Regions from separate parts of the Mus musculus genome. Here region 2 is linked to region 1. A link is a loop called in an ENCODE intact Hi-C map of the cell type or tissue named here. Cell type or tissue: left cerebral cortex. All regions are shown on one strand.

What was found. Peaks named below come from ENCODE experiments on the same cell type or tissue, not always from the same donor. Only the 100,000 strongest peaks of a DNase experiment are listed, where the experiment ranks them.
Region 2: a loop joins it to region 1, with 2.6 times the contacts of the local background. A loop is called at or near these places in 6 of 42 quality-filtered maps.

Annotation. Positions count from the first base shown.
Region 1 is chr12:89,510,555-89,518,554 of GRCm38, reverse strand. It overlaps Nrxn3 (neurexin III), which reads right to left. Exons shown (of 20, transcript NM_001198587.3): 11 at 7,849-8,000; 12 at 6,449-6,639; 13 at 5,443-5,616. Among named protein-coding and RNA genes, the nearest start is that of Gm40537, 540 kb to the right of the region's middle. In left cerebral cortex, a CTCF peak has its summit at 4,581 (motif pointing left); DNase peaks (open chromatin) are centred at 4,575 and 5,172.
Region 2 is chr12:90,405,012-90,413,011 of GRCm38, reverse strand. It overlaps Gm40538 (a long non-coding RNA gene), which reads left to right and starts at 4,213. Exons shown (of 4, transcript XR_872905.2): 1 at 4,213-4,264; 2 at 5,174-5,257. In left cerebral cortex, no CTCF peak of the experiment used is centred here; a DNase peak (open chromatin) is centred at 4,198.

The sequences.
Region 1 (8,000 bases):
TGCTTAGATCACACAATAGAAAATTAAAGTACTCAACCAAAATCCCCAATAGGAAATATAAATCTCTGCGATGTGTTAATGGCATTAATATCTCCCACATGCCTAAAATATTTCTTTAAAATGAGTTGAGAGAAAATGATATGGTCGTTTATAAGGTCCAAGCATTTAAATGTCCTGCTCTAGAAAATGACCTTCCTGACCTAGAGAGTAATAAATTAAGAAATCAAGTGGCTGTTTCTTCCTCTTCAAAGTTCTTCCTTCTATCGCTGCTGAATAGCTTGAAAGGAGCCAGACCCCCTATGGTAAATACAGGGAGAAGCATTAATTATTTCCAGAATAGATCCTATTGGAAGACAGTGATAGCATGGGATGCTTCAAATCTCTTTGGTCCCACCCAGAATGGAGTCATGTTCTTATTCCCATGATATATCCTTTGTACAATAATATTTCATGTGTACTTTTTGGTTTTCTGTCACCCTTTCGGAAGAACACTGGCTTCAGCCCCCTCCCCAACAATGGCTGCTGTCTAAGAAGTGTGACAGCTAGAAACCCTCTAATGTAACAATACCAAGGGTCACACAGGGCATCTTTCAGTCCAAAGTGGTACAAGAGCCTTCTCTACCTTGCAGGTCAGCTTTGGTCAACGCAACTTTGTTAGCAAAAGAACAGAAAAAGCGAAAACAATAACCAAAGGTTAGTTAGAGTAGAGTCAACTGGTTAACATTACAGAAACAAAAAAATGCAGTCTGCATAACCAACATCACTCAGACAGACACTTGAAATGCTCTACAAAGTCACCAGAGACACAAGACACAAGGATGCACAAACCAGGGCAGAGCAGGGCCTCTTGGGAGCCAAGTCAGCAGAGCTAGGACAGGGAAACAGTGAAGTTGACAAAGCACAAGCGACGGGCAGGGACAGCCTTCGCACAGGTACACAGCCAACCCCAAGGCATTCACTCTAGAGATAACGGCAGCATGTGGCCAGACTGGAAGACACATGTGCACACTCAAAGCCCACAAAAATACTTTGGGACATTTAGGAGTTGAGCATAGGAGAGTCACCACGCCACCCCAGTCCCCTTCTACCCTTGAAAATGCCACCAAGGGATATGGCTCCAGAGTCATGCATTTCTACCCAGATGACTCATTGAGGACACCAAAGAGCTTAATTTGTTTAATTTGTAGGAATATAAGCAAATGTTTGTGGGCAAAAAGGCAAAATGAATGTCCTTTTTGATTGATTCATGCCAGGTCCAAAATGAAGCACGTGGTATATTCTCTCAGATGTTTCCCCTCCTCAACTGTGCAATAGCACTTCTGCTCAGGATGCCTCAGGCTCTATAGCTAAGTTGATCTCAACAGGTATTTATCAGCTGAGTTTGAAGTAAGGCATTACTTTAAAAAAAAAAAAAAAAAAAAAAAAAAAACAAAAACAAATCTTGACCCAAATTAGAGGCCAAATGTCATAGCTAAAATTTGAGTGGAAATCTGAATTAACTTCTAAATCACAGACATAAATTAAAAACCTACTTCCAGATCATTCTTAGTTACTAAATAAATTAATAATTTGAGAACCAAAGAATGTCAAATTTACACATTTTAAAATAATTTCTAACTCTTATAATTTCTTACATATGTTCTTGGAGGTCAGGTAAAGGGAAAAAAGTACATTTACTCCTTTAGGATCTTAAAATATCAATGCCAGTGACTTTGGCAAGAAATTATATTAGATCTTAGACTGCTAAAATTATATAAATATATAAAAACCTAACATATTTGCCATTTTAAGTAGAACCAAGTCATGTTTTGTCAGTAAAGACAGCTATCCCCACCTTGTTTACTCTCTCTATGAAGAAATAACACCAAATTACATGCTCTCTTTCCTGTGCATGCCATGTGCCTTATACCAGAAGATATTCTTAGGAGCCACATGCTATGTGCAAGAGACTCATGAGAATGGAACCCTCTGTAGATTCTACAGGGTTGGAGGTCCTTTGTTTCGCTTTGCTACTATCCTTTACAGTGTCATTTCCACAGAACCCTAAAAAGGCGCCCAGGATCTTCTCTGGGGCCTTATTCACAATGCTGCAAACTTCCAATGATAGTAATTTATGCCTTAACCCACTTTTTGGCCATTTTTCCTTGCCACTTAAGCTAATTATCGAAGTCATTTGTGTACAATAAACAGGGACCTTCCTCTCTCCCTTGGCACTCAGCCTCCACTTCATCCCACCCAGTAGGAAAGTCTTAATGCTCGGTGGGCAACCATCATAATTATCTCCATGGCAATAGAGTGCATGCGATTAGGCCCTCGGGCTTTGCCATAGATGGATGGGAGAGCCATCAAGTCACAGTATCCGGCTTTGAACAATCAGAGTACTTAGAGAAAGGCTAGAGTCTGCCATAATGCATGTTGTGAATCACCCAAGTCGATGGAGAGCTTTGGGGAGAGCTGGGAACATTTGCCCCAATGTGATGGGTAATTTCCTTCTGCCAGAGCTCTCACTGCTTCCCCTGAATCTCTCCTGAGTGGGCTTCATTCCTCCCTTCTGTCTTTACATTTTTGTAGAAGTTACTTTAAACTTCCTTTCTCTCCGGTCCTGTCGCTTTATTTCATTATAACTCCAAGTTTCGCATTCTATGGAGCTCTGCTTCCAATACAGCAGCCGGACAGACACACTTGTGGCAAGAGAGCTGCAAATGGATGTGGCCTGAACTTAGTGGCTGCTGCAAAGGCAAAGCACACAAGCCTTTGAAGGTTTAATACAATCAAAAGGATATACAATACCCATGCGTCATTTTATGACATACTGAAATGCTAATATTTTGGGAAAATTTGCTTAACTAAGGTGAAATATATAATGAAAACGGATCTTCTGTTATGCTACACATTTTGAAATATAACTCTTAGGAAATTTTAAGTCACATGTGTGACTTGTGCTACATTTCGCTCTTTTTTTCTGGCATGTATGTGATATGAGTATATGTGCAAGTGCTGTGTGTGCAAAGCACATGCATATGGTGGCCAGAAGTTGATATCAGGGTGCCTTCCCTACCAAAGCAATCTCTTACTTGGACCCGGAGCCTATTGATTCAGCTAATATACTTAGTTGCTTGCTCCAGACATCCTGTCTCTGTCTCTTGTGGCCTAGGACTAAGGATGACCTAACCAGCTGGGTAGGATGCTGAGGACCTACCCAGTTGTGTGGATGCTGGGGATCTAAATTCTGCTGCTCATGCTTACAGAGAACTTGCCTTACCTGCCAAGCCATCTCCCCATCCCTTACACTACAGTTCTATTGGTTAACAAAGCTTGAGGGTTAGATTCTTAAGTGTTCAATCTGAATAACATAAGACACATTAAGAATAATTTGCTATTTAAATAGTACTTGATGCTTTCTTTTCTTAAAAGATTTTATTTTTCAAACGTGTGTGAAGGTATGTGTGGGTCTCTGTGTGCGTGCCACACATACACATGCATGAGAGAGAGAGAGAGAGAGAGAGAGAGAGAGAGAGCACAAACATGAATGCAGTGCTAGAAGAAAGTATTGGGCCACTGAATGCAGTGTTATAGGTCACATAATAAGGGTGCTAGGAGCTGAGTTTGCATCCTGTGGAAGAACAAGACTGCTTTTAACTCCTTAGCCATCTCCCTTAGCCCTGCTTTCTGTTTTTAATATGTAATTTCACATTGTAATTTAACTTGATACGGTAATTCTGAGAGAAGCTCAACTCCTGTCATCCCAAAGCCTTCTAAAGTAAGATACTCATTTGAATGCCAAATACGTCATTTTTCCCTGCATTGTTTTTTACCATCTGAAGAACTCTGAGTAGACCAGTAAGTCCAAAAGAAATGGTCAAGTTGAATGAAATTGTACAGCATTTTCAGGAAAACACAAAATGTCTACCTCAAATGCCTTTTGATGCTTAACCTCTTGCCCATCATACACACAGACAGACAAACACACAGATACACACACACATGCACACACACAAGCACACATGCACACACACAAGCACACATGTACACACACATACACACATGCACGCACACATGCACACACACATACACATGCACACACACATATATACACACACACATACACACACACACACACACACACACCATATTTAATGGCCATCAGAATTGCAGAATTAAAAACATTGTCTTGGTTAAAGGAGACCGGGAAGCAGATCGTAGGGATGATCCTTTTGACACTAGTACCAGGCAACTGACTCAGGCAAGGCAAACATCTTTTGTAGCACAAGTTAGCCTGAGAAGCATTTGCAAAACTGCTTTCAAGGGATAGAGATAACTCAAATGGAAGCTGCTTCAAAAGCAGTGTTCATGAACTTGAACACAGGAAATAAGTGAACAGTTTTGACATGGAAACTGAAAGATGGATGCAAGGAAACACAGTACGTTGCACAAAGAACCATTAGTCTCAGCCAGAGGAACGAAGATGTAGATCTTGGTGACAGGTTAGGCATCACCTTTGCCTGTAGATGATCTGCAATTATTTCTCCGTCCAAGTGAGGGCAGGAATGAACGCAAGAATGTGTACACTGCTGCCCTCTACTGGCTAAAACTAAGCTGATCTTCCAGTCACCAACAGCTCTGGAAAGGCATTACTTTCACCATCTACAGAAACAGGCTGAGAATGGTTGTTGTGCAGCGTGGGTAAACATGCAGTACTAGTATGTGTCTCGCATGAGATAATATCCAGGAACAATAATCCCACATTTATCCAGTACCCACTACGTATCAGGCATTTGGTATCTTTCAGATTTTTTTTTTTCATACGACTTTTGATAGGGCCTATTATTCTGCCATTTGGCAGAGAAAGAAAAGATAGATCTGAATGGTTAAGTAAATTACCAAAGGTCAGCTGGGACCTTAATCCAGGTCTTCTGAATGTGGGAATGGAGAATATTCCTTGACAGTACCCCAAGGACTGACAAGCAGAGCCTGATCCAGCAAGTACTCAATAAATACTAGTTCCCTTCCATCATCATGACAGTGGGACATCATTTCTCTGTCTCCCAATGGAATTGTGTCAAATGACCAAATAATTGGTGACATCAATGTGGACTCTTTGCATTGTCCTTACCATTATTAAAATAGAAATCTCTAGTGCTCTTTGAGCCACTCTGAAAACAAAGGCACAAATTGGGAGAAGTCTGATGCCCGTGACAGGAAAGGTTCTTCACCACCAAGTATGCGACCCTGAAAGGACGTCTGCCAGCATGCCTTTTTAAAGCCCGTGGCACATGTCCAGCATACTCAACCAGTGACAAGAGGACACCGATGAGGATGCGGCATAGGATGGGGAATGAGATTGACCGAGGATGGGTAAACTGAGGAAAGAGGAACTGGCAGAGCAGCAAGGGGGCTCGGTGCTGTGGCAAGGCTGAGCCTTAAAAAGAAGAGAGGTTCTACCTTCACAGCCTCGCTCGATCTGTCCACTCCTGTGGAGAGCATCGTTGATGAGATCAGGCAGGCGTCCATTCAAGTCCACAGAGGCCAGGCAGCCCTGAAATCCATCCCTGGAGGCCACAAGCTTGGGAAGGTTGCTGTACATGCCCTGGGCTAAGCCAGCCATATAGAGGTCACCTACAAAGGAAGGAAGACAGTAAAAGAGCCGGAGTAGAGAAAGAATGTGGCAGCCATGTCCAATAATGCTTACACACACACACGTTAGACTGTTTCTTAGATGATGATAATACAACTGTGGTGGGGAAGGGAAGGGTCAGCTAAAATAAGAATAACTTCCAGAACTCATAAATTACTAAAATTAAAAAAAAACAACTAAATATTTCTTATAAGTCGTTCAATTCTGTATCCAACATCTCACAAAGTTTGAATCACCATATCAACTGTACAAAGTAGCTTCTACCTAATTAAGTGAAGTAAAGATTAACAACATTGTGGACAGCCACAACCATTTATTGGGTAATTTTTATGTGCTTTTTAGAAATAATGTGCTGAGTGTTTTTCAGACATCCCATCAAGCATCTAATAATGCATGATGAGAGTAACAACAACTATGTCCTTTTGGTATATGTATTATTACACAGTAGTGACTATGGCTGAGACAATGTCATCCAGGTTGGAAGGACTTAGCCAAATACTTTCCCTCTCTAGTGAGGACACACCTACAATTTAACAAGGCCTTGACTCAGCTCATCTTTTGGACCCCAAATCAGCTCATCTTTTGGACCCCCAAAAGACTTTCCTAACATCATCACAGATCAGGAAGCACTTTTGAAGTGGGGTCTTGTATAGAAACTGGATAAATGGCCTTATGGTATAATTCAATAGTTTTCAAATGGAATCTGTGTGGTACAGAAGATATGGCTCGAATTCCTAACCTGGAGATTCCCTGTGGAAGCAAACTTTGTGTTGCAAGATGGGCTCTAAGATACAAATTCGACATAAGGATTACCTTTCAAATCCAGATTTTTGGCACCATTGATGACCTGAGTGACTACCTTGGTGTCCACCTTCAGACTGTGGGTGTTACTGCTGTCCCTGGTGATGACCACGTTGTGCCACTGGTTGTCATTCAGGGGGCGGTCACTGTTGCCTTTGATCACATTGGGACCATTGCCGAGATCAAACACATAGTGTATGTACCTGCAAAAGACAAAAGAGCACACGATCGCTTCAGGGTCCATGAAGTAGTTCGGTGGCAATCACATACATATCAAAACTAAGGGGGCTTTACATTTCCCATGCTTTCCTGGCATAGCATACCAATTAAATGCACTTAAAATCACCAGTAATTATTGGATCATACATTATTTCAACTCCATATTCCCAGACTCATAGAGTCTTCTTTCATTTTCTTTAAGTCAAAAATTTATAATATAGTACAAGTTAGCCTAGAACTCATAATCGTCCTTCCACAGACTCTCTAGTGCTGGAATTATGGGCATGTACTCACACCCAGCCCAAAGTCTACTTTCCTAATGCTCCATAGTAATACCTAGATCTATGAAAAGCTACATTTAGGACCCTACAAAATACTAGAGGACAATAATAGAATTCAAAGAATATTGATCAGGGTATTGTGTGTTTAAAACAAAGTCTTATGTGGCCCAGGTTGACCTCAAGTTTGCTACCCTGCAGAGACCAGCCTTCAACTACTGATCCTTGTGTCTCTACCACACCAGTGCTAGATTTACAGGCATATGCTGCCACACCCAGGGTATACAGTGCTAGGGTTGAACCCAGGACCTTCTGCATGCTAGACAAGCACACTAGCAAACCAGCAAGAACATCCTGAGTTCTGGTTTTGTTCTTATGTGAATACTATGGTAGCATACTAGAGGGGTCAAAAAGAGGTTTAAGAAACTATAATGTTGGACTCTGCAATTTCCTGAAATTCAAGAAACTCAATTTTATAATTTTGGGTCCTAGGGGACTATATCCATGCTCTACTCTCAAAATAATAGTTGTAATGCTAATTGTAGTATTGAAAAATAACTAGATTTCATTTCTTATTATGCATCTCCTAATTTTAATTAGTAATACTCAAAAGATGGGCACAACACACACCATAGCCATGGTTTATATAAATGAGCTTACCCCACTATAATTTCAAAGGACTACATTTCATAGTTAAAATCTTTGTAAAAAAATCAACCTAGTAGAATTTCTTCAAATAATCTTAGGAGTCCATGTCCTTTCCAGCCCTAGTCATTTTGTGGATCTTTGTTAGCAAGGAGGGTACTAACAGAGGCAGGGGTCATGGAGTAAAATGGACAGTTTTCTTCACAGCCATATTTTACAAAATGTGTCAGTGAAGATAGCCATCATCACTCTGAGGTTTCTCCTACTTACCCCTTGACCAGCTCAACTGCAATAAAATCATTGCCATCTCCGCTATTGAAGAGAATGAAGCCATCAGCTGAAGTGGTCTTGAACTGGAAGAAGAGGTGCATGGAGGTGTAAGCCTGTAGGGTGGCGAGGGTCAGGTAGCTGCTCTTGGTCTT
Region 2 (8,000 bases), 890 kb before region 1:
TATATATATATATACACACATATATCATTGATAGAAAGAAGAATGGATAAATGAAAATTTAAATATGAATAGATTAGTTTGAATATATCTATTAAAGAATATATTCAGCTTTTGATATTTGATTAGTGTTTGTTTGAAAGATTATTACTTGAAAACTAGTAAATAAGAATTAATTTTTTTGTTGTTAATACTAATTCCAAAGAAGGGTCCAGTTCCATCACCAGTACAACTTAAAAAAATGTTTCTAATTTGAATACACCTTAAATCACATGGGCCTTTAATTAAAATCTGAAAACCTTTTCACCATGCAGATTGCCTCTGTTGTAAAGGAAGTTGATGGGTCATTGGGCAGAGCTATACACGGCATCTCCCTGTTATACTGAGCTTTGGGACTTTTGAAGAACATAAGTCATCCAATTATAATGTGAATTGTAATTCATGGAAAGTAAATTCTAACTGATAGATTTGGTGTCCTGTCTGTCTTGGCTTTTGGCTTTTAAGGTCTTCCTGGTAATGAATGACATTATCTTGATATATTACAACGTGCATCATGGACAATGACTTCTAGTTAATACTTGACAGTTTGGGTATTACTCTAAAATGTGGACATCCAGATTTATGGCATCATCAGGCTTTGACTAAGATCTCTAGGCATTCTCTCACAATGGAAAAACTGCTTTTAGCCTTGTGCAGGTCAGTAGATACTATATTTATAATCTTTTAGGCTCTATCATTTGGTGTTAACACTTTGAACTGTTCAATATTTCCTCTGCTGTGTCATCACATAGATAAAATCTGGCCTCTGAGGGATGTCCTAGCCAGGTGCTGAGGGCCATCAGGACAGCACAGCTGGTCCACAGGCAGCCTTCAGAGTGAAGAGTAAAGCAGGAAGTTATCAATGCCCTGATGAGACAGAGACATCAAAGGAGCTGCCAGATGTTAAGTGTTTTCAAAATCAGAGGCAAACTCCATTCGAATTCTCGATCATTTGAAAAGGAAGCATGATGACTGTTGACTAGCCAGGGAGTCTGTCCCAAGGACACTACTGAACACACTTCTCTGATGAAGGAATATTTGTGCCAGGGACTGCAGTGCCTCACCCAGAGAAATTACTTATATCAATTAGTACTATTACTAGGGCACTGAACTAAGAAATAATTTGAAATTACCAAGTTGAATATAAAATCAAATGCTTCTTTGGCTTAAGGTCTAGTGTCCTATGACTCAGACTAACATTTTTTTTTTAATTTTGCAAAATTCAAAGTGTGGTGATAAGACTGTGTGTGCTGGCATCTGAGTGCTGGAGTCTGGCAGGACGGACTCCCTGGATACAAGAGATGCTCTTTTGAACCTGTGATTTAAGTAAATCCATAATTGCAGACTTCTCTACAGTCAAACTGTTTTTCAAGCCTTAAAAGTAAATGTTGCCATTCTGGAAGACTGGTTTCCCTGTTTGGCTTTTTATTTGTTTTGTTTTATGGCAAGGTTTCAAGTAACCCAGAATGCACAGTGGACTAGAGCTCACTATTCTGTTTAGGATGGCCTTCAATGTCTCACCCTAACCCTCTTTTATACTCACAGAATTCTGAAATTTTAAGTTGCAAGCTCTACCTACCCAGTTGTGTGGGTTTTGTTGTTGTTTTGTATGTTTGTATTTTTATTTTGAAAGAAATGCTGGGACTTGAACCCTGACACTCAACCAACTGGACTACATCTCTAGCTCATCACTAGGTTTTGCAATAATGGATTCATTATCTTGGGTTTCTATCAGCAGAATTGTAAGTATTCTTGCTTCCTTTTTTTTTTAATATAAAGAAGGGGATTCATTCAGAAACTCTCTCCTAGCATGCAGCTGGCAATCAGTAGGCTGTGGTTTGAACCTATATAAGCTGATTCAAAGCCAATGTTTTTAACTTCTACAGTCCATGGGTTTCCCACTAGAGCAAGTTCAGTGTGAATTTTATTATTCATCTCTTTGCATTATTCCATGCATCGAGGGACTCTGCTAATGTGATGCTTTCGACTGTCTGAATGATTGAGTGACCCTCAATGCAAGGATTGTTAGGTTTCTCTGAAACAGCCTTTCATTGATAAATCTCTCAGATAGAATGGTCCAGGAATAATAGAGGCATCTGGGGAAGTCATGGGAATTTACCTCTGTGACTGATGGACTGAGCTAGCAGTCACCTGCATACATAGTAAATAAAGCCAGGCAGAGGCGTGAGATTGCACTGTAGAAGTTGACATTGGTTTGTTCTTTTTGGGGGGGGGGGGATGGAACGTAGAATACAATTGAAATGAAGGTATTTGAGAGGAACCATAAGAATGATTGATGGAAAGATACAGAGTTTGGATTAGAAAATTTGAAAGGAGAATGAAGGGGTTTGTTTTTATTATGTTACTATTTCTTCAAAAGATGCCAGCACCTTTTATACAATGCAATCTACTGAGAATCTACAAAGTACAATGAGGAAAAAAAATAGAAGTGTGTGTGTGTGTGTGTGTGTGTGTGTGTGTGTGTGTGTGTATATATATATATATATATATATATATAGAGAGAGAGAGAGAGAGAGAGAGACAGACAGACAGACAGACAGAGACAGAGAGGAGAACAGATGTAATTTCCTGCCCTTAAGGAATTAATGATTTAAATTAATGGATTAAAATTTAATCTGCCTGGGCTGAAGGGCATGCACATAAACAGCAGGTGAATGTATCTCTCACTCAATGCCATTTTTGCTGATCATTTCATATAATTTATAAGTGGGTGTTCTGAAAGAGTGAGAAAATGGATGATTAGGAAAGGCTAAATGGAGAAGTGCAATGAGTCAAATTTAGGTAGGCAAAGATTCTTTAGTATACACACCAAAACAAACCACACAAAGCACTGTCTTTTATTGTATGAGGGCAAAAAATGTAGACAAAGATGGAAGAAGTTAGAAATTTGGTGTGTTAGTCAAGATTCTGTAGAGGGAGTTTATATCTATCTATCTATCTATCTATCTATCTATCTATCTATCATCTATCTATCTAATGACTTATAGGCTGTGTTCCAGCTATGAACAGTGGTGGTATATGGCTTTGTGATTAAGAGCTCTTCCAGAGGTTCTGAGTTCAATTCCCAGCAACCACACTGTCAGTCACAACCATCTGTAGTGGGATCCGATGCCCCCTTCTGGTGTGTCTGAAGACCGTGACTGACAGTGTACTCATACACATAGTAAATAAATAAAATCCAGAATCCAGTAGTTGCTCAGCCCACAAGGATGGATGTCTCAGCAGATCTTCAGTAAATGATGGTTGATATCAGTGAAGGAATGGACTTGATAGTGAAGCACGGAAAATCAGGCAAAGTGCAAAAATGTCCTCCTTTCATGTCCTTATATAGGGTTCCAGCAGAAGACATGACCCAAATTAGAGGTAGGTTTTCCCAGCTCAAATGATCTTAATTAAAGGTGTTGTTTCCCAATTCAAGAGATCTGGGTTAAAGGCGTTTCTTTTCATCTCAAAGATCCAAATTAGAAGTGGATTGTCTCATTTCAAAATAACCAACAATCACTCACAGTTAAGCCCTCCATTTTTGGCGTTAGTTAATTCCAGGTTCACAACCAAGAATGTACATCACACTTGATGTTAGATTTTTCAAAAGGAAATATGTAGAGAAAGAAAAAAAAAGCCACATTCAGTTTCACTGAAATATATCTTTCTCAGCTTTACAGTTTACTACAAAAATGTAGTTATTTTTGCTTCATAAGTAATTAAATTGGAGACATTCTTCTGAGTTCAAGGTCATCAACTTCCCCACTGCAGGTACCTGGAAGTGATGGGATCCAGGAAAATCTGTGTAAGGTTCATTTAACCAAAGGCAAGGGACTCAGAAAGGGAAAGGGAGGAATTCTCATTAAATTTTAAGGAAAATGTATGATTGAAATGTCTATACAGCTGTAGGTTTGGACTGCTATTGGAAACTGCGAACCTTTGGGAGCACTTCAGAGTTGGGTGGGTCATGTTTCCAGCAAACTTTTTTCTAATTAAGTCTTTGGAGCTGACTGTACAGTGTGAAACTAGCCGTGCCCATCACTCCTTGGACTTTTCCAGCCTTAAATTTCCAGATGGAAAACTTTAGCAGGAAACCACACTTCTTTAGAGTCTCAGCTGTTAAGAACTTGCTAATCACTGTGGGCTTATCGTGATTTCCTATGAAAATATTTTCTCTTCCAGAACAGTTCCCTGAGAGTGACTTGGCTCAGAGTCTGCAACAAATGTATGTTGAGTGTGTTTGAATGAACACTTTGACTGCTACTGTTAGAAAATCTTTCTTTCCCAATGACACTCCCGTAAGTGTAAAACCAGTCCCCAGAGCCAGATGATTACTTTCAGTTCAGAATCCAGGTTGAGAATTCTATAGGTGGCCCATTCCTCTTTAAAAAGGCACGACCCACATCCTCATGCCAGCTTTGTGGAAATAATAACCACCACTCAGATTTAATGATAGTGTCACTTTGAAGTGGTCAGAGAAAAAGATAGCCTGAGCACAAAATAATGACCGCCCTGGATTACCTGAGTGCTAAAGATGAAAGAGGGAGATTGTTTGATCCCACGAGCTACCTGTTTCATGGCGATGCGTGCCTCTTCCACTCTAAACATTGGATAGGACCAAGATTTGACTAAATTAGAATCTGAGAAAGTCCTAAACACAAAATGGTAATCCCCTATAGAAACAGGACATGTTCAATTATATGTACTCTTGTTCAAAAGCATCAAAAACTCCTCACAGTGGAGCACATGGACCTTAATGTCCTTGCAAGGGGCGTTGCATATCTGCACTGATGTTTCCCCATTCCTTGAAGACTAGGAGTATACATTGCTTTTCCTAAGTGAGATTTGAAAATTCTGTTGTATAGCCACAGCATTCTTTTCTTCATTGTATCAGTGAAGTACTATGACATAGAAGGTGTTAGTGAATAAGAACTAAGGAAACTTTATTTAGAAAAGGAGGATGTCAAGAGAGACAATGGCCTCAACCAAATAGGTTTTCTTTAATCAGAATGTAGTGATACATTAGATTTTCTTTAATGAGACAATGGTTTAAAGTGAAATGTGAAAGTAATACCAATAATGATAATCATGTATAATTTTAAGATGTGCTAGTAATTTTATATAATCAATATAGGTTCTGAGCAGCCTGCTATTCCAAAAGAACCTCCATTCTCCTACTGCCTGTCCTCTACCTCCATCCAACTCCTGAAGCATACGGGTAAGCTTCCCTTTCCCCATCCATCTTCTCTGTTCTCTGAGCCCTCAGGGCCAAGGCTGCCTGCTCTGAGAAGCCTGTGATCTCAGGGGGACCTCTACATTCTTGTCACCTTTCTGCCCACCGTCATCGAACCTATGGCTTCTGAACTATACAGACCATATAGCCCTTGAAAGAACACAATCAACAAGGATCAGGGCAAAATGTCACCTCCAAAGCATAGCTACTCTACTACAGCAAGCCCTGGATATCCTAACACAACCCAAAAAATGAGAAGATAATCTTAAATTCAATCTTATAAAGATGATAGAGGCCTCTGAAAAAGAAATGAATAAATCCCTTAAAGAAATACAGGAACATACAAGCAAACAGATAGAGGACTTTAAAGAAGAAACAAATAAATCCCTTAAAGACATACAGGAAAATACAATTAAACAGATGAAGGAAATAGATAAAACTGAGCAAGACCTGAACGTAGAAATAGAAGAAATAAAGAAAACACAAACTGAGGGAATCCTGGAGGTGGAAAACCTAGGGAAGAGAAAAGGAACAACAGATACAAGCATCACCAACAAAATACAGAGGATAAAAGGGAATATATTAGGTGTAGAAGATACAGTAGAAGAAATTGATACATCTGTCAAAGAAAATGCTAAATCTAAAAAACTCTTGACATAAAACATTCATGAAATTTGGGATACTGTGAAAAGACCTAGCCTAAGAGTAATAGAAATAGAAGGTGAAAAGTGCCAGCTTCAAGGCCCAGAAAATATTCTCAACAAAACTGTAGAAGAAAATTTTCCCAGCCTAAAGAAAATGATGCCTATAAACATACAAGACATTTGTAGAACACCAACTAGACTGTCAAAAAAAGACAATTCTCCTGGAAAATGATGATCAAAATGGAAAATGTACAGAACAAGGAAAGAATATTAAAAGCTGCAGGAGAAAAAAACCAGGTAACAAACAAAGGCAGACCTACCAGAGTTACACCTCCTTTCTCAACAGAGAGTAAAAGGTAGAAGGGCCTGGAAAGATATCCTACAAACTCTAAAAAAGCACAGGTGCCAAGCTAGACAACTGTACCCAGCAAAATTCTCAAACAACATAGATGGAGAATACATGACATTTAAAGGAGAATCCAATTTCAAACAGTATCTATCTACAAATTCAGTCCTATAGAAAATTCTAGAAGAAAAACTCCAACCCAAGGAGGATAACTAAACTACATCTCATAAAACACAGGAAATAAGGAATTCCATACTAGCAAAAACAAGAAAAGCACACACACACACACACACACACACACACCATCAACATCAAAATAACAGTTACTAACAGTCACTGGTCATTAATATTTCTCAAAATCAATGGACTAACTTCCCCAATAAAAAGAAACAGACTAACAGAATGGATGCCAAACAGGATCCACCATTCTGCTGCATAAAAGAAACATATCTCAGTCATAAAAGTAGCCATTACTACAGAGTAAGGGCTGGAAAAAAAGCTTTCCAAGAAAACAGACCCAAGGAGCAAGCTGGAGTAGCCATTTTAATAACTAATAAAATGGATTTTAAACCAAAATTAATCAGAAGAGACAGGGGAGCACACTTCATAATAATCAAAGGAAAAACATACCAAGATAATATTTCAATTCTGAACATGAATGCCCCAAACACAAGGGCACCCACATTTGTAAAAGAAACATTGCTAAAGCTTAATTTGTTCATGGAACCCATGCATGAATAGTGGGAGACTTCAACATCCCACTCTAACCAATAGTCAGGTCCCCAAGACAGAAACTAAATATAGAAAAACATGGACCTAACAGAGTTTATGAATCAAACAGACCTAACAGATATCTATAGAATATTTCACTCAAACACAAAAGAATATACTTTCTTCACAGCGCCTCATGGGTCCTTCTCAAAAATTAACTATATAATTGGTCATAAAACCAGCCTCAACAGATCCAAGAAAATAGAAATAATGCTTTATATCTTATCAGACCACCATAGATTAAAGCTGGACTTCAACAACAACAGAAACACCTAAAAACCTACACATTCATGGACACTGAACAACTCTCTTCTCAGTGATCTCTGGGTCAGGGAAGAAATAAATAAATTAAAGACTTTCTAGAACTCAATGAAAAAGGAGGCATAAGATATCCAAATTTATGGGACACAATGAAAGCAATGTTAAGAAGAAAGATCTACTAAGTGCCTACGTAAAGAAATTAGAAAGTTCTCTTATCAGCAATTTAAAAGTGCACCTTAAATCTCTAGAAAAAGAAAAAAAAGTAAAAAGAAGCAAGCATATGAAAGAGATGTACAAGGCAGAAAATAATCAAAATTGGGGCTGAAAACAATCAGAAACCAATAAAACAATACAAAGAATCCACAAAACCCTGAGCTGTTTCTATGAAAAAATCAACAAGATAGACAAACCCTTAGCAAAGTTATCCTAGAGACAGAAAAACAATATCTAAATAAACAAAATAAAAAATGAAAAGGGAGACATAACAACTGACACTGAGGAAATTCAGATAATTAAGTCTTACTTCAAAAACCTGTACTCCATAAAACTGGAAAATCATAAGGAAATGGATGATTTTCTAGACTGATACTATTTACCAAAGTTAAAGCAAGATCAGATAAACTATTTAACAGGCTCATAACCCCTAAAGAAATAGAAACAGTCGTTAAAATATTTCCCAAGGAAAACCCACACAGGATCAGATGGT